Regions from separate parts of the Homo sapiens genome. Here all the other regions are linked to region 3. The links are chromatin loops, found by intact Hi-C in ENCODE. Cell type or tissue: OCI-LY7. All regions are shown on one strand. Links, peaks and the distances in the headings refer to the core of each region. The heading gives the core; the rest is flanking DNA. Region 1 overlaps GK5 (glycerol kinase 5). Region 2 has its middle 54 kb from the start of GK5. Region 3 overlaps TFDP2 (transcription factor Dp-2).

The links. A loop is a pair of places that touch in the nucleus more often than their neighbours do. Peaks named below come from ENCODE experiments on the same cell type or tissue, not always from the same donor. Only the 100,000 strongest peaks of a DNase experiment are listed, where the experiment ranks them.
Region 1: a loop joins it to region 3, with 6 times the contacts of the local background. A loop is called at or near these places in 11 of 110 quality-filtered maps.
Region 2: a loop joins it to region 3, with 7 times the contacts of the local background. A loop is called at or near these places in 14 of 110 quality-filtered maps.

Annotation. Positions count from the first base shown.
Region 1 is chr3:142,208,802-142,213,801 of GRCh38, forward strand. It overlaps GK5 (glycerol kinase 5), which reads right to left. Exons shown (of 16, transcript NM_001039547.3): 3 at 4,725-4,800. Among named protein-coding and RNA genes, the nearest start is that of GK5, 14 kb to the right of the region's middle. In OCI-LY7, for the core only: CTCF peaks have their summits at 2,416 (motif pointing left) and 2,617; a DNase peak (open chromatin) is centred at 2,380.
Region 2 is chr3:142,274,809-142,285,320 of GRCh38, forward strand. No RefSeq gene overlaps it. Among named protein-coding and RNA genes, the nearest start is that of GK5, 54 kb to the left of the region's middle. RefSeq lists an enhancer at 10,399-10,512. In OCI-LY7, for the core only: CTCF peaks have their summits at 5,390 (motif pointing left) and 5,592; a DNase peak (open chromatin) is centred at 5,353.
Region 3 is chr3:142,016,944-142,027,455 of GRCh38, forward strand. The region is part of intron 3 of TFDP2 (transcription factor Dp-2); the gene reads right to left. Among named protein-coding and RNA genes, the nearest start is that of TFDP2, 130 kb to the right of the region's middle. RefSeq lists an enhancer at 5,469-5,528 and a silencer at 5,484-5,778. In OCI-LY7, for the core only: a CTCF peak has its summit at 5,566 (motif pointing right); a DNase peak (open chromatin) is centred at 5,618; H3K4me3 peaks cover 1,115 bases; H3K27ac peaks cover 3,038 bases.

The DNA of each region.
Region 1 (5,000 bases), core at 1-5,000, 190 kb after region 3:
AAACAAATAATCAATTACTCAGTTGCTCACTTACAGCTGGAATACGCCCTATAAAGGATAAATAGAGGCCGGGCGTGGTGGCTCACGCCTGTAATCCCAGCACTTTAGGAGGCCGAGGAAGGCGGATCACGAGGTCAGGAAATCGAGACCATCCTGGCTAACATGGTGAAACCCCGTCTCTACTAAAAATACAAAAAATTAGCCGAGCGCGGTGGCGGGCACCTGTAGTCCCAGCTCCTCGGGAGGCTGAGGCAGGAGAATGGCGTGAACTCGGGAGGCAGAGCTTGCAGTGAGCCGAGATAGCACCACTGCACTCCAGCCTGGGCAAAAGAGTGAGACTCCGCCTCAAAAAAAAAAAAATGGATAAATAGAGGTGCCATGAGAGTATTTAACAGATGGCCCCTGTGTGGTGGTCAGTGAAGGCTTCAGAAATGGCAATGGATCTCAGCTCTGAAGGATAAGAAGGAATCAGAAGTATGAACATTCCCAACAAAATGTGCTATATGTTCAAATGTCCTAGAGCAAGATAAAGCGTGTCTTAGAGGAACTGAATGGCTAGTGTGGCTGAAAAGCAGTGAGGGGGAGAGACAAAATCACAAGATGAAAGTGGCATCATTAATTTATAACATAGAACAAGACAATCTAGAATACTGATTTTTCAAGTAATAGCATACATTCCAATATTCACTCAGCACTGACCTGGGTTTATTTTATCTCTATCAACAAAAAAAGGAAAAATGAAGGAAAAGTATAAATGGCAATGTTGTAAATTAATTGTCTTAAACCCTTCTAACACTTTACATCATTCTGTGGCTCTTAATATATTTTAAGTCATAAGTATTTGGTAAGACTCATTAATGTAAGTATCAAATACTACAATAAAAATCTATTTTGTGCAATGGGAATATAGAGTAATTTGTGTACCTATATAATGAGATTGTAAATTAGGGCTGGTATTCTTATTCATCTGTATACGCAGTGCAGCCCCCAGCACGGTGCATTACTCCCTGTGAGCCCTCAAACAGTTATGAGTGAATCCAGGCTCCCATGACTCACAGTTTGTGTTGCTAATTGGCACACACCCTGATCTGAAGTTAGCTGGCAGAAATCTCCCAAGAGACATTGACTAAAGAAACAAAACAGCTCGTGATTTTTTTTTTTTAGAACAAAAGGAATTTAAAAGAACCAAAATGGAAGTGTTATCAGTTAGAGTTATTTTAGAAAGCAGGCTAAACACACCACTTTTTGAATATATTGGAAAAAAAGCTTAACCTGAAGAACATGAAGAAAGCTCAAAGACTGAAAAAAGTTCGTAAGTTTCCTGGTCCCTAACAGGGGGATGGGGGAGAGATAGGGAGAAAAACAAAAAGAAAGTTCAAAGTTTTAGACCTCCTGACAGCAACTGTGAGGAAAATAATGTTTCTATGGCCATGAGGACAGAAATGCACCATGGATGCAGGAGGAAAAAAACAACAAGCTGGGAGGAGGAGCTGCTGGCCAGGACTGGAACGAACAATAGGTTTTTCCACAGGATCTAGTCTGTCTCTCCTTTTCTCTCACAAATGAACAATTAGTGCTTCTGGCTGGCCCTGTGCTGTGCCCATCTGTGTTGTGTCCCGGCTGTTTGCTAGGGCTCTTGTGGAATCTGTCAGCATCATACACCACATTGGCTCCCTGGGGCCCAATGAGCAGAATAGGCTCCGCTCCATTATTTTAATGTAAAAGAAGCACAAAGGCTTTCAGTCTTTCTTCAAAAAATATCCACTATTTCAGTTTCTACAAGCAAAGAATGTTCCCAAAACTCATGAAAGAATACAAACATTTCAAAAAAGAAAAAAGGACAGCCAAGATAAAAAACTCACAATGAATTGCTTTAGGAAGAAGTCTTATCCCTCTACAACACCACCACCACCAGTAAGGAAAGTGAACTGTCTTGAAATCTAACTCTTCTATTCCTTCTAATGGTGATGTATAGTCCTAGCATCAGACAAAAACTCTGCTTCCTAATATTCCGACCTTACTGTCATGAGTGATATGGTAGCCAGGTCCTGATGAAAGCAATCACTGGGGCCAATGGCCAAGTGAATATGACACATCCAATCAGTTCTTTCCCTGAGAATACTCCTCCCTCCACTTTCATCCATCCACTTCCCAGATTAGCGTTGGTCCTGCTTTGCTGGCTTTTTCTTCCCTGACTCACTTTAAATTTGGTGGGAGCAGGGACCCGCAGTCCAAATCCTTAGCTTGCTTTTCTTTTCTCCACATAATCTCTACCAGAGAACACACCTATTTTTTGAGACTTCATCTACACCAATGGTTCCAAATTGGGGATGTCCCCAGGGGACGTTCAGCAATGTTTTGAGACATTTATGGTTGGTACAAATGGTGGTGAGGTGGGCTGGGGTGCTACTGACATCTAGTGGGTAGAGGCCAGGGATGCTGCTGAACAGCTGCAACACCACAGGACGGTCCCCATGACAACGAATTATTCAGCTCAAAATGTCAACAGGGTCACTAAGATTAGATACCTTATCTGTACAGGTAAGTTTAATTCATTCACCCCTTCATCTGACAATATACTACTGTATAAGATTTATTTAAGATTTGCCATAACCAAGGCCAGTGCTGGGGAGTGGAGTAAGCACAGAGGAACTGCAGATGTAGGCATCAATCTGAGATGCAGCATGTCCTGAAAAAAAAGAGTACTGGGCCGAGCATGGTGGCTCACGCCTGTAATCCCAGCGCTTTGGGACGCCAAGGCAGGCAGATCACTTGAGGCTCAGAGTTCAAGAACAGTCTAGGCAACATGGTGAGACTCCATCTCTATAAAAATTTTAAAAATTAGCCAGCCATAGTGTGGTACACACCTATAGTCCTAGCTACTTGGGAGGCTGATGTGGGAGGATCCCTTGAGCCCACGAGTTCGAGGCTGCAGTGAGCTATGATCGTGCCACTGCACTCCAGCCTAGGTAGCAAAGTGAAGACCTCATCCCCCAAAAATGAAAATAAAAAGATCCTATCTGATGGAGATGTGCTATGCCTCAGTCCAAGTTAAACCAATGTTCTAGTCACCTCTGAGATATCTCCACATTCACACGTCCAAAACCAAACATTTTATCATTTTTCCTTCTACCTACTCTCACTACTACCCAGCCCATTCCTCCTTACATTCTCTATGATTTCTATCATACAGCCCAAACATCAAGGCCAGCAGTATTGGTAAATTCAAATTTCTTCTTCCTGCCCAATACTGAATTAGAAGCCAAGTCCTTGTGAATTCACCCTAATTATATTTTTCAGATTCATCTTTTCCCCCTCTGCTCACTTTTCTTTCCCACTGCCCAAGCTCAAGATGTCCTTTGGAGCCTAATGCTTTAACAAAAACACATTTTACAGTGGTGTGTGTGGGTACGTGGGCGGGGGGATTTTGGGGGAGGGAATGTGGGTGTGTGTTTAAACCAAGACACAGAGAAACACATGCTAGCTGGGGGAGGTGGCTGAGGTGGAAGAATTGCTTGAGCCAAGGAATTCGAGACCAGCTTGGCAATATGGTGAAACCCCGTCTCTACAAAAAATACAAAAAAATTAGCCAGGCATATTGGAGTGCACCTGTAGTCCCAGCTACTCAGGAGGCTAAGGCGGGAGGATTACCTGAGCCTGGGAAGTTGAGGCTGCAGTGAGCTGTAATCATGCCACTACACTCCAGCCTGGGTAACAGAGTAAGACCCTGTCTCAAGAAAAAAGAAAAAGAAAAAGAAAGAAACATGTTGAAGGCAATATGGGGATAGTATAAAGAACATACGCTTCTGAGTCAAAAAGACAATTTAGAATCTTGGCTCTATTTGCTCCCTGAGCAACCCTGAACAACTTATTTCTCTGTAAAAACAGATATGATGCCTAAATTATAGGTTTGTTGTAAGGATAATGGAACTTGGGACTGTCACAGATGTTTACTATACAGTAGCTATTACAATATTATAACTGTGTTTAGAGTATATATGCCTCATATGCTATAGACAAATATTTTCTTTTTTTTTTCTTTTTTTTTTTTTGAGACGGAGTCTCGCTGTCGCCCAGGCTGGAGTGCAGTGGCGCAATCTCGGCTCACTGCAGGCTCCGCCCCCTGGGGTTCACGCCATTCTCCTGCCTCAGCCTCCCGAGTAGCTGGGACTACAGGCGCTCGCCACCTCGCCCGGCTAATTTTTTGTATTTTTAGTAGAGACGGGGTTTCACCGTGTTAGCCAGGATGGTCTCGATCTCCTGACCTCGTGATCCGCCCACCTCGGCCTCCCAAAGTGCTGGGATTACAGGCGTGAGCCACCGCTCCTGGCCGCTATAGACAAATATTAAATTTAGAGTAGACTGAAAATATAAACCATAGTACAGTACTGTGTTTCTGAAATTTGTGAGTTTCCTCTGACTCTTTTTAGGTATAATTTTTTAGATCTTTGATCTATGCTTGTTTGAAAAGCTAACTTACCCGAAAGAAAGAAATGGATAATTTTAATGACAGTTAAGTCTTTTTGTGGTATTATATAATATAAGTCAAGCCCAAATGACATGCAGTGAGCATACAAGCCAGAAAGCAGGCACATTTCATCCCTCTTAACCAAACGAAACTATTCTCAATTCAGAAAGTTAAAACTCCCCAAAGAGATTTCATAACCGTGTACTCACTGTGGCATGAACCCAGCAGTAGGGTGCTTATCACAGAATGTACTTACTTGTTCCACGTAATAAAAGTTGCTCTCTGTGTTGAAATGCCAAGACCAACAATTTGATTCATCTGTATTCCTGCAGCTAAAAGTAAAGATGGATAAAACACATGTTTTAAAGCCAGTGATATTTTTCTTTATAATATTACAATATAGAAAAAGAAATCCAATATAATCTTTAAGAAAAATACCTGGGTTTAGCATTCTAACAAAACAACTGGAATTAACAAATAAAGCATTACTAAGATGATTCTGCAGCATTTTTTTTTTACTTGAAGAAAACAA
Region 2 (10,512 bases), core at 2,911-7,910, 260 kb after region 3:
TGATTCTCCGCTTGGTCCACTGTTGGTGTATAGAACAGCTACTGAATTGTGTACATTGATCTTGTATCTGGAAACTTTGCTGAATTCTTTTATAATTTCTAGGAGCTTTCTGGAGGAGTCTTTATGGTTTTCAAGGTAAAGGATCATATTGTCAGCAAACAGTGACAGTTTAAATTCCTCTGTACCTATTTGGATTCCCTTTATTTTATTTTAGGTTTATTTATTTATTTTTTTTTTTGAGATGGAGTTTCACTCCTATTGCCCAATCTGGAGTGCAAGGGCCAGAGCCTCAGGTCTAGAACTGGGAGGGGAGCAGAGGGAAAAGATGAGTTGCAGTGAGCGTGGGAGAACTGCAGTAAAGTCACTGAGAGACATCTATCTGGCTGGAAGAGAAAGCTTGAATCTTTATTTTACATAATGTTTTACCTAACACTACTTTTACATCAAACAATGGGAAGAATCTTATGAATGTTTTCCATTAAATTGTGGGAGTCCACACATCTCTTGGCACTACCATTGCAAGTCAGCTAGATCTCCACACCTGCACCAAGCATGTCAGCTACATTTTTATCTGCTTTATATAGAAGAATAATGCTTTCAATCTTATTGATTAAAGGATTCTATGGCTTTAAAAAAGATTCCCTGCAATTGGCAATGGGGTGTGATTGAAGAATTCTGAGCCAGGAAGCAGGTCAGTTTCATTTTAGCAGAAGCCTCTGATAGCAGAGTGGGGAGGCAGGCAGTGTTGCATGGTGTCTCAGTCTCTGGCTTTAGGATCATGCAGATTTAGATTTGAATTCTGCCTTTACCATTCACCATCTGTGTGTTCCCATGTAAGTCACTTCATTTCCCTGAGTTTTAATCAGAAAACAGGAATAATAATGGCTCTCTCATGACAGTGTGGTAAAGGTTAAATGACAGAATGCTTATGAAGTGCTTGATCTGTGAACAGTATTTCTTACAGTTATTTTTATGGACTGAAGTGGTTCAAGACTGAAAGGAGGGAAAATAGTGGACTATTGCAACAGTCCAAATATGAGAGGAAGAGGACCTGCATGAAGGCATTAACCATACGGATGGAGAGAAGAGGGCAGATACAGGAGATAACAACACACTAGGACTTGGGAACCAACTGGATTTGGGAGGCGAGGAAGGGGGAAGGAAAGGCAGAATCAAAGATGATTCATATAATTGTAACTTGTATTACTTGCTGTTCATAAGTGTAGAAATACCAGATGATGTTATTTCTGGCAAAAAATGATGACTTACTTCACTTAGTGACCTAGAGGAAGTGTAATTGAGAAATCATTATCTGATAACCCCATAAATACTGGTTAAGACTGTAGGTTCTTCTCCTTGCTTTGTGGTTAAAGAGAGAGAGAGACTGCTAGTATTTGACTAAGTTCTTGATTTGGGAGAAGTGTGTGTGTGTCTGTGTTTGTGTGTGTGTGTGTGCATGTTTTGAATTCAGGGAAGATTTATCTGGCAATGGTGGATTACAGGTTAAAAAAGTCACAGGCTGGGTGCGGTGGCACACGCCTGTAATCCCAGCACTTTGGGAGGCCAAGGCAGGCGGATCACAAGGTCAAAAGATCGAAACCATCCTGGCCAACAGGGTGAAACCCTGTCTCTACTAAAAATACAAAAATTAGCTGGGCGTGGTGGCGCACACCTGTAGTCCCAGCTACTCAGAGGCTGAGACAGGAGAATCGCTTGAATCTGGGAGGCAGAGGTTGCAGTGAGCTGAGATTGTGCCACTGCACTCCAGCCTGGCGACACAGTGAGACTCCGTCTCAAAAATAAATGAATAAATAAATAAATAAATAAATAAATAAATAATCACAAAGGCCACAAAAACTGCCTTACTAATTTGTTTCAGTTTATGCTGCAATGTGTGCAGATTCTGGGGTTTAAACTCCTGAGTCCTTTGCTTACAAACACCAGCATTTGTCTCATAACTGCTAATTTGAGATTGGCATCCTACTCTTAGTTACTTTCTTATATCACCCTGTAGTGATTTTTCCTTCTAGGGAGGAATAGATGAAATCAACGAGCTGTGACTAATATCTGCTGTTCTCTAGCAAGGGCCTCTGTGCTCATTCTCCAGAAAATACAGTATGTAGCAACAAATGAAGAGAGTAAAATTTTCTGTCAAAAGAACTGCTTGCCTGGAAATTATGCCAGCTTACTTTTTTAATGTTCTGATAAGAGAGAAGAAAAATTGCTCCTTAAGTTCCTGAGTGAGGCAAGAGCATTGTGTAGTAAGCACACAGTTCCCCTTTCTGTGAAGGGATCGAAATCTGTATGCTGGCTGAGCCCAGGGTTCTCTCCCACTCCTTCAGAGTTCTTCTCTGGAAGACCAGATTTCCTGGCAGCTTCTGGAACACAGCAGGCCCCTGCTATGGTTTGAATGTCTCTATGGTATGTTCCTCTCCATTGGAACTGAAGTCCCAAGGTGATAGTATCGAGAAGTGGAGCCTTTGGGAAAATGATTGTTATGGGGGCTCTGCCTTCATGAATGGGATTAATCCCCTTATTAAAGAGGCTTCAGAGACTGACTGACCTTTTGGCCCTTTGCCTTTCACCACGTGAGGATGCAGCAAAAGACGTCACCTATGAAGCAGAGAGCAAAGCTTCACCAGACGCTGAATCTGCTGGTGCCTTGATCTTGGACTTCCCAGACTCCAGAACTATGAGAAATAAATTTCTATTATATATAAATTACTCAGTCTAAGGTATTTTGTTATAGCAGCAGAAGGGACTAAGACAGCCCCCAGCTAATACTTACGAAACTGCATTGAATGAACTCCTTTGAGCCGTGTCACAAGTTTTCCCTTCTGCATGGCCAGCCCCACTGATTCTGCCCCTGGTCCTTGTTGACATTTCCTCCAATAATGTCCTGCCCTCTGGCAGAAGGCTCACCTTTTTGGCACTGCATCATCTCTCACATGCTTCAAGGGACACCTTTGAGTGGGGATGCCACATTGGCCTGCCTGCTCTTACATGTCATAGGCCCAGTAACCTGAGTCACAGACGTGGGAACATACTCCTGGAAGAAGCCTATGTGAAGAGCCCCTACAGACAACACTGCAGCTAGAATGCTGTATGCCCCTTAAGTCTTGCTACAAGTGGTCAAAGCCAGTTTTGAGATTCTGCTTTATTTTTTAAAACATTGATTCATTTACTCTTAGTCACATTCTTTAAAAATAATAGATGTGGAGGGATACAAAACCTGGAAAGTTGATACCTAGAGGTCTGTACTATCTTAGCCTGTCCATCTGTAGGTTTAGTCACACTTGATCACAAATTCCCTCATCTCAAGTGAAATAAAGATAGACTTATTGTCATAAATGATAGTTCTTGCCATTCTGGTGCTGCAAATAGTTTGTTCAGGGCTGTTGCACCAGAAGTTTGGGAGTTGGATAGGAAAAGACATTGATCCATTTTGGGAAGTCATCCTTGAAGTCTTCCTTGATGTTAATCTGGATTCTTGACAAAGTTCTCCTGTACCTTCTTTTGAAAAAGCAAATGGTTTATTTTTAAATTTAATTTTTATTTTTGGAGACAGAGTCTCATTCTCTTGCCCAGGCTGGAGTGCAGTGGCGTGATCTCAGCCACTGAATCTCTACCTCCCGGGCTCAAGTGATTCTCATGCCTCAGCCTCCCGAGTATCTGTGATTACACTAGTGTGCCATCATGCCCAGCTAATTTTTGTATTTTTAGTGGAGACAAGGTTTCACCATGTTGCCTGGCTGGTCTCAGACTTCTGACCTCAAGTGAGCTACCACACCTAGTCAGAAAAGCACATAGTTTTGCTAGTGCTCCCCACTCATGCAATGTGGCATAATAGTTATTCTTTGACATTCTAAGCAGAGCAGATGACTCAACACGGTGCTCCCAGGAGCTCTTCCAAGATTAAAATATTTCCATAGATGGATAGATGAATGGATATATAATAAAGCAAGTACAGTAAAATGTAAGTGGTAGAATCTAGGTGGTGGGTACATGGATGTTCATCTGATAATATTTTAAACTTAGATTTATCTATTAGAAAATTTTCATAATAAAACATTGGAAAAAAGAAAAAAGCCCTTAACAGTGCCTGTTGCTGTCAGTGGCTATTATCAGCTAAGACCTTTAGCACTAAGAGTTAAGAAGAAATTACTTAGGCAGATATTGAGGGTATTGGTAAGGTTTTCCTTTTAATAAAAAGCAGCCCTCAAATCATTTTCTTTTCTAACAAAGAACAGCCTGTAAAATTGAGCTACAGACATGGACAAGCAAGCTGGAAGCTTGCACAGGTGAATGCCAGCAGTTGTGCCAATAGAAAAATACTATGTGGGACTAGGCAAGTTCAAAATGGTGGCTCCATCTTCCCTTCTCTTTGTCAGTCATGTGTATAGTAAGGAGCAGACAAGATGGCGCTGGCCAAGTGGAAAGCCCATTTCCATAATAAGATTAGGGTGGGGAAACCAGCCTTCCCTGTGGGCTATGTAAACATCAAACCTGATTGAACGGATCAGTGGGCTTTACCAAGCCTGCCTATAAAATCTGCTATGGTCTGCCACTTTTCCCTTTTTCGGACACCTCTCTCTCACAAGAAGCTGCTCTTCTCTCTCCTTTCTTCTGCCTATTAAACTTTCTGCTCCTTAACCCACCCACATGTGTTTGTGTCCTTAATTTTCTTGGCACGAGACAATGAACCCTGGGTATTTACCCTAGACAACAATGCCGCTTCATCTGGGGGCTCATGCAGGATCAGAACCAAAATGGAAAGTATAAACATCAGAGCAGTAAGTGTGGAGCAAACCTCAAATCTGACCTTTAATATCAAGGCTCTCAGACTCCATTTAAAAATGCTTCAAACCAGTTTCCTTTCATGGAACTCAATCGCTTAGTTCCTCTGGTTCCATGGCTGGGGGGGTCACACTCCCAGCCATTGCATGGGGCTGGGAGAGGTCCTGGAGCAACTAAGGATTTCTGGCCAGGGCACACCCTGGTGTTATCCAGAGGCTTCTGGGTTGAACCCAGCCTTTGGCCACCCATCTGAGTGCTGGCAAAAAGGATCTCTAGCTATCCTGTTACAAAATTTTCCTCCTCTTCTATCCATGGTCACCATGTCTCCTATTTTCTCTGCATGCAATGTGCAGGAATTTTTATAGTTCAGGGAAGTAATCCTGTTAGGAAAGATCAGGAAATGCTGTAGTAACTGGAATATAGCTCAGGGGAATGCCATTGTGATTTCCTAGGAACAGAAAGTCTTCTCCCACAGTGAGCATTTCACCCTCTGCCCTTGATCTGGAAAGCACATGGCATCTCCAGGTCACTCTCTGCCCTTGAGCTGGAGAGCACGTGGCATTTTAAGGTCAATATCGCCACCTAGTGAACTAAAAATCATCTCCATGAGGCGTTGTCGGTCCTTTGACATAACACTGTACCTTCCCACTTCTTCTCCCATTTTGCACCTCTCTACTAGAGACCAAGCTTTATGCTGCTTCTGTGGATGGGAAAACTCTGCATTCAACAATTAGGAGCAAAATGTCCTCCAGAACCAAATTTTAGTTCCAATACTGTCCCATCAGCAGGAAAATCACTATTAGGTCCCTATGTTCCTTTAAGTCACCTATTTATGTCTCCAGTTAAAGCAATACTTATTAAGGGGATTTTAAGTCCAGAAGTTAATGAGAACCATTCTCTAGGGGGAAATGCTTCAGCATGGGCCATAATAGCAAAATATGGAGTTCAATCTAATACCCTCCAAAGGCAACGACCTTTTTTTTTTTTTTTTTGAGATGGAGTTTTTGCTCTTTCACTCAGGATGGAGTGAAGTGGTCCAATCTTGGCTCACTGCAACCTCTGCGCCCTGGGTTCAAGTGATTCTCCCCCCTCAACCTCCTGAGTAGCTGGAATTATAGGTGCCTGCCACCAAGACAGGTTAATTTTTTTTTTTTTTTTTGAGATGGAGTCTTGCTCTGTCGCCCAGGCTGGAGTGGAGTGGTGTGATCTCGGCTCACTGCAAGCTCCACCTCCCAGGTTCACACCATTCTCCTGCATCAGCCTCCCAAGTAGCTGGGATTACAGGCGCCCACCACCACGCCCGGCTAATTTTTTTTTTTTTTTTAGTAGAGATGGAGTTTCACTGTGTTAGCCAGGATGGTCTCGATCTCCTGACCTCGTGATCCGCCCACCTCGGCCTCCCAGAGTTCTGGGATTACAGGCGTGAGCCACCATAACCGGCCTAAGACTGGCTAATTTTTGTATTTTTAGTAGAGATGGGGTTTTGCCATGTTGGCCAGGTTGGTCTCGAACCAACCTGGGTGACTTCAGGTGACCCACATGACTCAGCCTCCCAAAGTGCTAGGATTACAGGCATGAGCCACTGTGCCCAGCTCCAAAGGCAACTATTACGTAGTCCTTCCCAATATCCATTTTTCAGGGAGGCACACAGATCACACAAGTCTAGGAAGTCAAAGGGAAATCACAGGCAGAGGACTAGAGTCACATGGGTAAGCGTGACTAATCTCAATTGCTTAGTTCCTCTGGTTCCATGGCTGGGGGGCGGTCACACTTACAACCATGGGTGGCGTGTTCAACAAGGTGCCAGGACCTAGGAACCAAGGAGGGAAAACAGCAGAGAGGACGCCCCCATTGTCTTTTCCTCCACACTTGGTCACACCAAAAGGAAGGAGACAAAAGGGATGCCTTTTTCTTGCTTCTCTTTCTAAATGGGTAACAAACCATCTTCAGCTTGCACCCCTCTGGGGTGCATCCTGAAGCACAGGGACTCCTTTAACCCTGAGACTTTGAAGGAAAAGTGGCTCACTTTCTTTTACACAAGGGCATGGCCTTCTTACTAGACCTTTGCAAGCATTGCACAATCAACCCAGCTCTTGTAGTAGTCATATCAGACAGGCCTATAGAGAATGATTCCCCAAAATTGGAGAAGCAACTTCTGGGGGAACCATCTGAGGATCCCCCTAACTTGGGGCCCCCTAAAGTTCCCTTATCATTACAGGACCTTAGGTAAATAAAGGGAGACTTAGGCCGATTTTCTGACAACTCTGATAGTTATATAGAAGCTTTCCAAAATTTAACTCAGGTGTTTAACCTCTCATAAAGTGATATTATGCTGCTCCTAAACCAAACCCTAACCGTAGCTGAAAAACAGGCAGCTCTGCAGGCAGCAGAGCATTTCAGAGATGAGCAATATGTTTCCTACAGCAGGCCAAAAGGGAAAGGAGAAAATAGAGAATGTGAAGAAATAGGGGAAACACCATTCCCAATAGGAAGAGAGGCAGCACCTCTTGACAATCCTAATTGGAACTCCCAGACTTTTCTGTGGTAATTTTCCTTCTTTCGTTGTTTAAAATGGCTTCTATCTCTTCTTTTATAATGTTCTTCCAACCTGGGAAGAGCTAATTTCCTCAAACCTTAAAATGCTTGGCTTAGAGTTGAGCTAGGGGTAAAGGAACCCAGAAGCCTGACATGCTGAAAAAAGGGTAAAAGTTATGTGTGTGTTTTGTTTGTTTTGTTTTGTTTTTTACCAGTTGAGCTTTTGGCTTCTCTTTCCCTGAGTAAACTGGTAAAAGGGGAAATAAGGATTATTGTTTATATTCTCTATATAAAGTTTTAATTAGTGAAAAAGGATTTGTGCGGTTGGTCTTAAGCTGTAGCCAATCTGTTGTGTTTTGTGTGTCTTTCTGCATGGTTTTGTCAAAAGAAAGGGTACCTTAGGATGCAGGGCCAGGACCGCATAAGACTGCTGTTCAAGCCAGCCTAACAAAATGATCAGTAACAAACTTGGCTACAGGCCTCCATCTTGTTTCGTGTCCTTGGAAACATGACCTGTAACCACGTGGCAATACTTTTAGTCTCCATTTTACAATGGTGGCTGTCTTCTTGTGCTAAGTCAGTTCCTGGGTGGCGGCCACAAAATCAGATAAGCCAGTTTATCAATCTGGGTGGTGCCAGATGATCCATCAAGGCCAGGGTTTACAAAATATCTTAAGTGCTGATCTTGAGAGCAGCTTAGGGAGGGTCAAAATCTTGTAACCTCCAGCTGCATGACTTCTAGGCCATGGTTTCTAATCTTGTGGCTAGTTTCTTGTCTGGTCCCCAGGCAAGAGGGAAGTATACCTTAGGAAGGGGCTGTTATCATCTTTGTTTTAAACTATAAACTGCAAACCAGGGTTCTCCCAAAGTTGGTTCGGCCCATGCCGAGGGATGGGCAAGGACAGCTTGCAGGCTGGAGCAAGATGGAGTTACTTGGGTTGGATCTCTTTCACTGTCTCAGTCACAGTTTTGCAATGATGGTTTCAAAAGCTGCTTACCACCCCTTTGAAAATACCTCATACACTGGAGGTTAAGTTATAACCTAATTAAGGCTTGTTGGTTTCACCTGTGGGGTTACTTTTTGTAAAGTTCCAAAGCTGAAAATCTTAATTGTTTTGCATGGCTGAAGTCGAGTAACAAAAGATTTAAAAGGATTTTCTTAAATAGTGCTCAGCTTAATTAAAAATGGATAGCCAAGTTATAGGTATATTTAAAAGGCATTCACGTTTTTCTCTTCTTGGATCTTATTTTTCTGGAAAAAGGTTTTTTCTTCTCAGTCGACTGAATTATTTTTCTCCATTTTTTTGTCTTTCCACTCTTAATGCACACATGAGAGGCCCTAAGATAACTTCTGGTAGCCTGGGACTCCTTGGGAAAAACAGAGGAGGCACCATAGATTCCATTTTGGGGGAAAAACCCCCTATTTTCCTCATGTAACCCCAGGAATTGAAAGTGGATGGATCCCTCTCAAAATCAAAGGCTCTGTTCTGTTTTGCATTGTGTTATCTGATGGTTTTAAGTTTTGGGGGTATCAAAAGTTACCTTGCAGTATGAGAGAGCTTTGGTGTGTAATAACTAGGTAGGAAATATACTTTAAGGGATGGCTAATAGTGTTCATGGAGGGATACTTAACTCTTTGCACATTTGAATCAGAGAAGCATGCTCTTGTCCACCTGGAAGATATGGAAACATCCCCACTCCCCATTAAGAGATGAGACTCCATGGAGGATGGGCTAATTACAAAACAAGCCAATTGGCTTTGGGTTGCCTTGCAATGATATGCAAGGTAGAAGCACTGCACTGCCTCCTCCTGTAGCATCTCCCTCATTCTGGGGATCCAAGATCCAGTATAAAATGGCACCCTTAATTTTGGGGATCTGTCTTTGCCTTCAGCTGTGCCTGCTTATTAGGCCCTAAAAATGCATTCCTTCCTGTTCCTCCAAGGGCTTTACCCTGAAGCAGGTAATCCAATTAATAAACTTACAAATGAAAAATCTCAGAAGTGCTGAATCTTCTGTCTGTCTGTGTATATATGTGTTGTGTGTAATGTCTATAAAAAGAGCTCTAATTGATTGGCTTAAAGAAAAATGAGTGCTTAAATCAAGTATTTTTAAAGAAAAAATAAAAAGCTGTAATGCTTTTTAGTTCATATGACTTTAATCTTTAAGAAATAAAAATAGTCTTAAGAATTATTGGTAAAATACAAGGGTCATAAACATGTAAATAGGTGGTCTAAATCATGTAAGTCAGATACTAGGTTTGCTAAATGTTCCAAGGTTGTAAACTACCTGCTTTACAACTTGGTAAGGCCTGGGGACATACGAAATTAACCACACCCCTAAGTATGCTGGAAAAAGTCAGACTTTATCTATGCCTAATACATAATCAAAACAACCTACCAGGTTTCACAGTAAAGTTAAAAATTACCCAAAGTTACCACCATAATGATATAGGAGTTAAGAATGTTTCACGTGTCCGTGTGAAGAGACCACCAAACAGGCTTTGTGTGAGCAACAAGGCTGTTTATTTCACCTGGGTGCAGGCGGGCTGAGTCCAAAAAACGAGTCAGCAAGGGTGGTGGGATTATCATTAGTTCTTATAGGTTTTGGGATAGGCGGTGGAGTTAAGAGCGATGTTTTGGGGACAGGGGGTGGATCTCACAAAGTAACTTCTCAAGGGTGAGGAGAATTACAAAGAAAATTCTTAAGGGTGGGGGAGATTATAAACAACATTGATCAGTTAGTGTGGGGCAGAAACAAATCACAATGGTGGAATGTCATCAGTTAAGCTATTTTCACTTCTGTGGATCTTCAGTTGCTTCAGGCCATCTGGATGTATATGTGCAGGTCACTGGGGATATGATGGCTTAGCTTGGGCTCAGAGGCCTGACAAAGAAGAAATTACTTAGGCAGATAGTGAGGGTATGGAAGTGCTTGGTAAGGTTTTCCTTTTAATGAAAAGCAGCCCAAATCATTTTCTAACAAAGAGCAGCCTGTAAAGTTGGGCCTCAGACATAGACAAGCAACTGGGAGCTTGCAGGAATGAATGCAGGTAGGAAAGAACTAGCTGGGACTAGACATGTTCAAAATGGTGGCTCCATCTTCCCTTATCTGTCAGCCACTGTACAGTAAGGAGCAGACAAGATGGCACCGGCCCAGGGGAGAGTTCATTTGCATAATA
Region 3 (10,512 bases), core at 2,578-7,577:
ATTCCTCTGCATTCACACTGACCTCTTTGCTGTTCTTCAACCCATGCCAACCAAATTTCTACTTCATGGCCTTTGTCCTTCAAGTCTCCTCTGCCTGTAATCCTCCCCCAGATATCCTACGTCTTATTCCCGTTTCCTTCAAGTCTGCTAAGTTGACACGGCAGCAGAGATATCTACCACCCTATATCAGCACTTCCTAATTTACTATACTTTATTTTTCCACCATAGTACTTATCTCTATATGACACATTACATATTTATATTTACTTATATAATTACTATCTGTCTTGTCACTCTCAGAATGTTAAGTTCTACAACAATAGGGGCTTTGTCATCTCATTCATTGCTCCAGCTAGGTGTCTCCAACACTAGCATACAGCAGAGCTTAATATTTGTTGGATGAATAAATTGGTAAGTACATGAATGTCTACATGGAAGTATATATACAAATTCATAAAACTAGAGTGTACAGTGAAAACTGAGTCTCCTGCCATCCCGAATCACCACCAAAATATTCCCTTCCTTAGTGACAGCTGTGGTGCCAGTTTGTAGATAAGCTTCCAAAAATATCCTCAGCATATGCAAACACATATGCAAAAATATTCTTTTTTTTTTTTTTTTTTTTTTGAGATGGAGTCTCGCTCTGTCGCCTAGGCTGGAGTGCAGTGGCATGATCTTGGCTCACTGCAACCTGTGCCTGCCGGGTTCATGCGATTCTCCTGTCTCAGCCTCCTGAGTAGCTTGGATTACAGGCACATGCCACCATGCCTGGCTAATTTTTGTATTTGTAGTAGAGACGGGGTTTCACCATGTTGGTCAGGCTGGTTTCGAACGCCTGACCTCGTGATCCACCCGCCTCAGCCTCCCAAAGTGCTGGGATTACAGGCGTGAGCCACCGCGCCCAGCCAAAGATATCCTTCTATCAGTCTGAGCGTTGCTTTTATATCCATCTCAGATGCCTTTCCATATCTGTAGATGTAGTGTTGCCTCAATATTTTATTTATTTATTTATTTATGAGATGGAGTCCTGCTCTTGTCGTCCAGGCTGGAGTGCAGTGGCACGATCTTGGTTTACTGCAACCTCCGCCTCCTGGGTTCAGGCGATTCTCCTGCCTCAGCCTCCTGAAGAGCTGGGATTACAGGCACCCATCACCACGCTTGGCTAATTTTTATACTTTCAGTAGAGACAGGGGTCTCGTCATGCTGGCCAGGCTGGTCTCAAACTCCTGACCTCAGGTGATCTGCCCACCTTGGCCTCCCAAAGTGCTAGGATTACAGGCGTCAGCCACCGTACCAGGCCTCAATGTTTATTTTATTAGCTACATAGTATTCCCTTTTATGGCTCCAGCAGTCTATTTATTGAGCTCCTGAGTAATGGAAAAGTTTTAGTATTACATATACTACTGCAATGACTATACATATTTCTTTACCCACATTACTTGTATCAACTGTGTATTTCTCCCTTTAGAAATGCATGAAAGTCTCCATTTACATATATCCTCATTAATCTACTGTTTTTTATTTTTTTATTTTTTTAGAGACGGGGTTTCCTTCTGTCACCCAGGCTGGACTGCAGTGGAACAATCACAGCTTACTGCAGCCTCAAACTCCAGGGTTCAAGTCATCCTTCCCACTCAGCCTCCTCAGTACGCCACCACATCCAGCTAATTTTTAAATTTTTTGTAGAGACAGGGTCTCACCATGTTGCCCAGGCTATTCTTGAACTCCTGGGCTCAAGCAATCCTCCCACCTCGGCCTCCCAAAGTGGGACTATAGGTGTGAGCCACTGCACCCAGGCAATGTGTTTTTAAATTTTATTTTCTTTGACAACTTTTACATTTAAAATTAAGTATAGTAACTCATTTTGGTCTTATTTTGGTTTTAATATATTGTTATGAGTATGGCTGAACACTGAGCATCTTTTGTTTAAAAGTTATGTAAATGTTCCTTCCTGAAAATTATGTCCACCTATTGGTTTTTGGTGAGTTTTTTTTTTTTTTTTTGGTAGAACGTCTTTAAATATTGAAGAAATACGTTTATTCTATTATACTTGCTGCAAATATTTCCCCCAATTGAACAGTGTTTGCTTTTATATATTATTCTTCGCACATTTTTTTTTTTTTTTTTTTTGTTTTGGTGAGACGGAGATTTACTCTTGTTGCCCAGGCTGGACTGCAATGGCACGATCTCGGCTCACCGCATCCTCCGCCTCCCAGGTTCAATGGATTCTCCTGCCTCAGCCTCCTGAGTAGCTGGGATTACAGGCATGTGTCACCATGCCCAACTAATTTTGTATTTTTAGTAGAGACGGGGTTTCACCGTGTTGCCCAGGCTGATCTTGAACTCCTGACCTCAGGTAACCCGCCCGCCTCAGCCTCCCAAAGTGCTGGGATTACAGGCGTGAGCCACTGCGCCCGGCCTATTTGCACATTTTTAAGAATGTAGTCAATTTTGTAACTTTTTAATGACTTTTGTGTCAAACTTAAAAAGGCCTGTGTGTGTTTAAATATAAAAATGAAGGAAGTGAGACTAATTGCCAGGGTTTTCCTAAATTTACCTTTGCTCCCTGGAAGTGTACTTTATACATGCACTTTAAACATGCTGCATTTTACTTATCGTATAGGTTTTATATTTCCAGTTGGATATGCTGTTCTTATAAATTAATTATCAGCAGTTAGAATGTATACTAAGATTATATTAAACACCCCCCCCAACATCTTCTTATACAATTTTAAAGCCTTCATTTTAAATTATAAATCCTTGACCCACCTGGAAGTTATCTGATATAAGAAGTGACAGATCCAAGGTTTTCCCCCTGAGTTAGCCACTTTTAATGAATAATCCACTCCATGCTGATATGAAATGCAACCTTGAGTTTACTTATTTGGGTCAATTTATTGATTTTCTATTCTGCTCCACTGATCTGCCTCTTCATATGTCAGTTCCCCATGGTTTTGTTTCATTCATGATTAACAGTTCCACAAAAGAATAAGCTGAGTCAGAAAAAGAAAGTAGTGTCAGAGCATTTCCTTCCTTCCTGTACTACCTTTTAACTATCTGTTAATAACTACTGTAAAAGACTATCAATTAGCTTCAAATACAGTACTGAAGAGGTCAAGTCACAGGTCAATTCTAGAAGGGGCAATTTGTTTTGCAAAGAGAAATGATTTCACAACCTTAAGACTGTATTTCTAATTTTAGCCAGCCATCTAGAAAGCAATATATGCCACTGAAAACAAAGTAGACTAGGGAGAAAGGATATGGATGACTCAGGGGATATCTATCACCTGTATTTCAAAAATAACTCTTGGGCCAGGGACGGTGGCTCACGTCTGTAATCCCAGCACTTTGGGAGGCCAAGGTGGGTGGATAAGGAGGTCAGGAGTTCAAGACTAGCCTGACCAACATGGTGAAACCCTGCCTCTACTAAAAATATAAAAAATTAGCCAGGAGTGGTGGTGTGTGCCTATAATCCCAGCTGCTTGGGTGGCTGAGGCAGGAGAATTGCTTGCACTCGGGAAGTGGAGGTTGCGGTGAGCCGAGATGGTGCCATTGCACTCCAGCCTGGGCAACAGAGCAAGACTCCGTCTCGGGGGGGAAAAGAAAGAAAGAAGAAAGTAACTCAGGCTCTGTAGGTCAACAGCATCACCTATGTAAATGAAATAAAAACAAACTTTGCAGTTACTCTGACTTCCTTCATTTTTATGTTTAAATATACTCATATACCTTTTTCTTTAAAAAAAAAAAAAAAGTTTTCAGGCTAGGTGTGATGACTCATGCCTACAGTTCCAGCACTTTGGGAGGCTGAGGCAGGAGGATTGCTTGAGTCCAGGAATTCAAGACCAGCCTGGGCAACATAGTAAGGCCTCATCTCTACAAAAAAATAATAAAATTACCCAGGTGTAGTGACACACACTTATGGTCCCAGCTATATGGGAGGCTGAGGCAAGAGGATCTCCTGAACCCAGGAAGTCGAAGCTGCAGTGAGCTGTGTTCATGCCACTGCACTCCCATCTGGGTGACAAAGCAACACCCTGTCTCAAAAAAAAAAAAATAGTTTTCACTTTATTTACTAACTAGTATTACCTACCTGCACATGCACATTACACCACTGTTATGTTTTATTTTGATGCATTTGTACTGAACCATGTTCGCCAAAAGTCACTAAGATTAAATACAAAGTTAATCACTATTACAAAACTTTTTAACTGAATGACCTCAACATCACTATAATTGGGATGGGTGACAAAGAGAAGATAAAAAAGTTCATAATATCTCCAAAGTATAATGGTTAAAGTGACCTCTGGAACCTTCCTCTTTCTATTTGGTTCTAAATGGAGATCAGGCATCCCATTGTGCAAAGATAAGGACAGAAAATCTGACACGCACATTCCTACATATCACATACACGGAAGGAAAAGCCTGAATGTTTCTGCAGCTGCCAGAACATAGAGAACTTTCAGGATTCACCCAAATGGATCACCTAACCAGAATCTTTCCAAAGGATCCTTGAAATGACCATAATATTAAGTGTATTTATAGCTCTATGGTCATATTTCTAAATGAATAAATCTTATATGTCAGTCTTTCCTACATACTTTCCCTAGAAGATCAAACCTGTTCTCTTGGCTTTGTTGAACATTTTCACTTAGGGGACACTTTCTAAAAACGATTAGCTAGCTCCCTCCTTTTCTTGTATCTAGAACCATGAATGCCCTAAATTCTTAAATTTGAAAGGAGAAAAACATTTTTTCTTCTCCATCTTACCACATTGCAAGATTTAAACAGTATCTCCTCATTGCTTAAGCAAACTCCTCAATTCAAGCTCTGGTATCTGGAATATTATAATTGGTTTCATTTAGTTCATCAAACCTAAAAGATCTTAGAAATCACTAAGGTCACTTGCAGGGCCCTTCTCCTTCAATAATTTTTTAAGTGTTCACCCAAAAACATTTGTCTCATCTGTAGGTTTGATACTGCTGGTTTTTCATTGGCTTCTTTATCTTTAGTTAAAATATGTCCTTTTGAAATCTTTTTTCTGTTAGCATATTCAGTCAAGGAAACTTTTTAATTGTTCAATTTCTCATTTTTCTTCCACCTGCTCAACTAAAATTTCCTAGTTTTGAAATGTATCTTCTGATTAATAATTGAGGAAGTTTACTGTATGTCCTCAAACAACTTGATCCTCCCAATCCTTCCCGGCAGTTCTTCCCAAATATGAGTGATCACAAGATTCACTACAAAGGGAAGAGAGGTGTCTCTTATTCAAAACACACACTCCTGAGCTCCACTGGACACCTAAAGATTCAAAAATTAGGTGGAGAATTTGTATTTTTAAGTGCCTCAGATGATTCTTATGGTCTGGTAAGACTCTTTGTTCAAATTAAGGAAATAACGAAATGCAAGTGGACTCTAGTACACTGAACTTATTTCTATTCTCATTTTAAAAGAGTCTGAGTGACCCTTATTTCTTCTGTTTCTTGTTCTTAAGTGTTATATTTTTTCACTGTTTAGCCCATTTTCAATCACCACTGTTAGCACCATCACAACAGTCAATACACCCACCAGATGGCACACAGACACTGTTTACAGGCCTAGTAAAAGAGAAAGCACAGAAAGCAGCACATTTTATCTCATACCAACAGCCACTGAATGGCTAGAGTTGATCAAGACAGCTGAGTGCAACCACAAGGATCAGAATTTATGAGTACTCAAATACCCAAGAGTACTTCACTGGAAATTACTCTCATGAAGAAGCTCACAGTCCGAGAGGGTAGCCAGACAGGGGTAACAGATAAATCCTTTTAAATTTACAGTTAAGTGAGATATTTTTCTAATATTTATAAGAGGTGACCATGACTGCAGACAGACTTTGAATTAAAAAGCTGGGTTCCTGGGCCGGGCACAGGTGGCTCACGCCTGAATCCCAGCACTTTGGGAGGCCAAGGCGGGTGGATTACGAAGTCAGGAGTTTGAGACTAGCCTGGCCAACGTGGTGAAACCCCATCTCTAGTAAAAATACAAAAATTAGCCGGGCGCAGTGGCATGCGCCCGTAGTCCCAGCTACTCAGGAGGCTGAGGCAGGAGAATTGCTTGAACCCGGGAGGCGGAGGTTGCAGTAAGCCAAGATCGTGTCACTGCACTCCAGCCTGGCAACGCAGTGAGACTCCCTCCGTCTCAAAAAAAAAAAAAAAAAAAAAGAAAAAGAAAAGAAAAAGAAAAAAAGTTGGGTTTTTAAAATAAGTTTTTTTATTTATTTGAGATAGAGTCTTGTTGTGTCACCTAGGCTGGAGTGCAGTGGCGTGATCTCAGCTCACCGTAACCTCCGCCTCCCGCGTTCAAGTGAATCTCCTGTCTCAGCCTCCTGAGTAGCTGGGATTATGGGCGTGTGCCACCACATCTGGCTTTTTTTTTTTCTTGTATTTTTAGTAGAGACAGGGTTTCGCCATGTTGTCCAGGCTGGTCTCGAACTCCTGACCTCAAGTGATCCACCTGCCCCGGCCTCCCAATGTGCTGGGATTACAGGCGTGAACCACCACGCCTGGCTGGGGGGTACTTAAAATAAACGTAAAACTTTAGGATACAAATTCAAAGGGACCAAGGACCACCCATGAATTAAGAGTTCCAAAGCAGTTCTTCTCCTTAGCAAATAAAAGAGGGGATCGTTGTTTTATAATACCATGCACTAAGTAGCTCACTCAAAACTGCAGTAAGTTATTGATATTATAATCTCAACAATATATTCTACTTGAGGGCTATTACTGAAGCTACATTTAAATCACATTGTGAAATGCAAGAAATCTTAAAGTTAGACATCAATGTCAACAAAATCTCTTTGTATTAAAAATTTATCCATTAAAGATTTTTAAATTTTTTTTGAGACAGGGTCTTGCTCTGTTGCCTAGGCCGGAGTGCAGTGGCATGATCTCCACTCACTGCAGCCCTGACCTGGGCTCAAGGGATCCTCCCACCTCATTCTCCCGAGTAGCTGGGACCACAGGTGCGTGCCACCATGCCCAGTTAATTTTTGTATTTTTTGTAGAGACAGGATTTTGCCATGTGCCCAGGCTGGTCTTGAACTCCTGAGTTAAAGTGATCTGCCTACCTCTCCAGGTGCTGGGATTACAGGCATGTGCCACCATGCCCAGCCCATTAAAAGATTTTTGAGAACTTTTATAAATAAGTTCTACTGTGTCTACCTGGCACACAGTAAGTGCTCACTTAGTGGTCTGTTCATTTTTCTGTCAGAGAAATTGCCAAGAGTTGCCAAATTTTCACTACAAGTGAGCAAAGTGCCAAAACCAAAGTCCCCGGTTGATAGTCTCCAGCTTTAGAGTTACCATGTAAAAATTCATTTGAAAATTGGTTTCTTGAAACTTGGTAGAAAGAAACAACATAATTACATGACAGGTTCCTGGATCAGTTCACAAAACATAGTTAATTCATAATATACTCAAAGCACCATACTCATACTGGTCTACCTGCTCCTCAACAATGTAAAAGGTTTTCTCTTCAGAGAAATATAGGCATCAGGCACATCTCCCCTCTTACTCCACTCCAGAGATGAGAAATTTCAAGGTGGCTGTTATTTCTAGTTGCATATGTATATATAAGGCAGAAAAAAAAGGCTAAATCATTGACCTCTCTGGGTATTCTGAATCGGGTTACAATAAATAGGTAAGGCTCAGGTTCCTCTAAGACCTCAGTTTTGTGATAAAGAGTTCATACATAAAGCAAGAACTTCAGGTACTCCTGAAGTCTTCTTTCAGTATACATTTTAAATATTTAATTTAAGACCGGGTGCAATGGCTCATGCCTGTAATCCCAGCACTTTGGGAGGTCGAGGCCAGAGGATCACCTGAGGTCAGGAGTTCGAGACCAGCCTGGCCAACATGGTGAAATCCCGTTTCTACTAAAAATACAAAAATTAGCCGGGTTTGGTGGCGGGCGCCTGTAATCTCAGCTACTCGGGAGGCTGAGGCAGGAGAATTGCTTGAACCCGGGAAGCACAGGTTACAGTGAGCTGAGATTGTGCCACTGCACTCCAGCCCAGGCGACAACAGCGAGACTCTGTCTCAAAGAAAAAAAAAAAAAGATTTAATTTAATATTTAAATTGATTATGACTGGAAGTATTTACTAGAAATTAAAGACAATTAAGGAATTACCTCTAAATGGCAGATGAATTAGGAAAGTTTTTGTTTGTTTTTTCCTTCAGACACTCCCAACCAATTTCCAGGTAACAAACTTGAATGGTTTGGTTTCTCATAGAGTATAAATCAACAATATAATATAGAAAATTATACTCTCTATGTTCTATACTCCATATATGCTAAAACTAATGTGCTCTTCTCAACCATAATTTGACCACACATTCAATAATTCCAAGATAATTTACACATACAGAGGCAGTGGGAATTCATCTTAAAATAATTCAACTGATTTTGGTCTTCATTTCTCAATTTGAAGGGCTAGGAGTCCAAACTATGTCCTTGTTGCTGTTGCTGATACTGTTTTCCTTGTTAAGTAACTTATTGTCATGTCTACATTTATAATTGTAAGTGATACACATTTTTTATAATCACAATCTATGATGCTGTCACAGTTATGTATTACATGTGGAGTGACCAACTTTTTTTTAAGCCTGTCTATTCCATCAAAATTTCTGTTCTTTGATCAGAATTGTAAAAAAAGTTCTTTAGGCAAATCTATAGTTTGTAAATCCATTTTAAAGTCCATGTAAATTGTTTTACTTATTTTAGAGAGAAAAAACCTCAACCATTACATGTTGCTATTCCTTAAGATAAGCAAAATGTACATAGATAAGTTTTAGAATCTGAATCTTAATTGAAATAATGATTCAATAAACTTCAAAGGCCAGGCGTGTGGGCGCATGCCTGTAATCCCAGCTACTTGGGGGGCTGAGGAAGGAGAATCGCTTGAACCCAGGAGGCAGAGGTTGCAGTGAGCCGAGATCACACCATTGCACTCCAGCCTGGGCAACAAGAGCGAAACTCCATCTCAAAAAACAAACAAACTTCAAAATCTCTAAATTTGGTCATCATTATTTGAAGAAAAGAAAATCTTCTGGCCGGCGCAGTGGCTCACGCCCATAATCCCAGCACTCTGGGAGGCCGAGGTAGGCGGATCTCAAGGTCGGGAGATCGAGACCATCAGGCCGAGGTGGGCAGATCACGAGGTCAGGAGATTGAGACCATCCTGGCTAACATGATGAAACCCCATCTCTACTAAAAATACAAAAAATTAGCTGAGCGTGGTGGTGGACGCCTGTAGTCCCAGCTACTGGGGAGGCTGAGGCAGGTGAATGGTGTGAACCTGGGACGCAGAGCTTGCAGCGAGATTCCGTCTCAAAAAAACAAAAAAACAACAAAAAAAAACAACAAAAAAATAACTTCAGGTAAGCCCACAGATCTTAGCTAACAGCAAGAGGAATTTTTAATAATCTGCTTGAATGTTGATATCTTTTCCAGCCTTCTCTCTCCTTAGGCCAATTATTTAGAAAACTGTATAATAATTAATCCATATGCAAATTTTAAACTATAGCTCAAAAACTTTATTGGCTACTGTAAATTACTACGAATTTTCCAGTGTAGGGTATGGCAAATATTGAATAAGTGCCTCATATGTGAAAGAGCTGGTGCTCAGCACTGATTTTTCAAGAGCAAACTTAAGAAATGAATAAAGTTGTAATGTGTATACACGCACATTATACAACAGCATAGGACTTCTTTGTGTTACTTGTAAAAGGAAAGGTTTTCACTTTCCTCATTATGAATTCCAAAAATTCAAAAACTGTTTTTCAAAATTTTGACTGCTTTCATTACACGCATAATGCTTCCACACTCTTCATTCCTACTCTTTTCAGCAGATAAACATTCTCCTCTTTCCATTAGCAACCAATCCAAGCTTATTATCTTTCTTTTTAGAGGCAAACTGCAACATATCATTTCAATTAAACCCAAAATATTACTCCCATATTTCTTATGCAAAGGTCTTAGGAATAAGCCTCAGCTTCTCACAGAAGATGAAATCATCTATCAACATATGTAACTGATGTTTCTCATTTTATTTTCATTTTGAGATTTTGTACCTACTGTCTAGTGATAAACTTTTGCAACTGTTTCCTCTATATTTTAGATGGCTTAGGCTTTAAAAAAATGGTCTATATGATTTAATTATCAATTTTTTCCTTAAGTGAAGTTCAACAGAATTAATTTTCTCACATTTTCATTAATTATACAGGCTACAGGCAATATTTAAAGTTTTTTTTTAAATATTGGGTATGTTACTCATTTTGTTACTCTATGACTTTCAATTCCTGAATATAAAATAATAAATTTTAAATGACTAAATTTTATTTATTCACTGATTAAATCAGATTTATGACCTCCTCTCTCCATTCCAGCTACTCTGAGTTTTGAATGAAACAACCTCAATTGTAACAGAAGAAACATCTGTTGCTTTTTTTCTTCACCAGGGCTTTCCTAACTGAA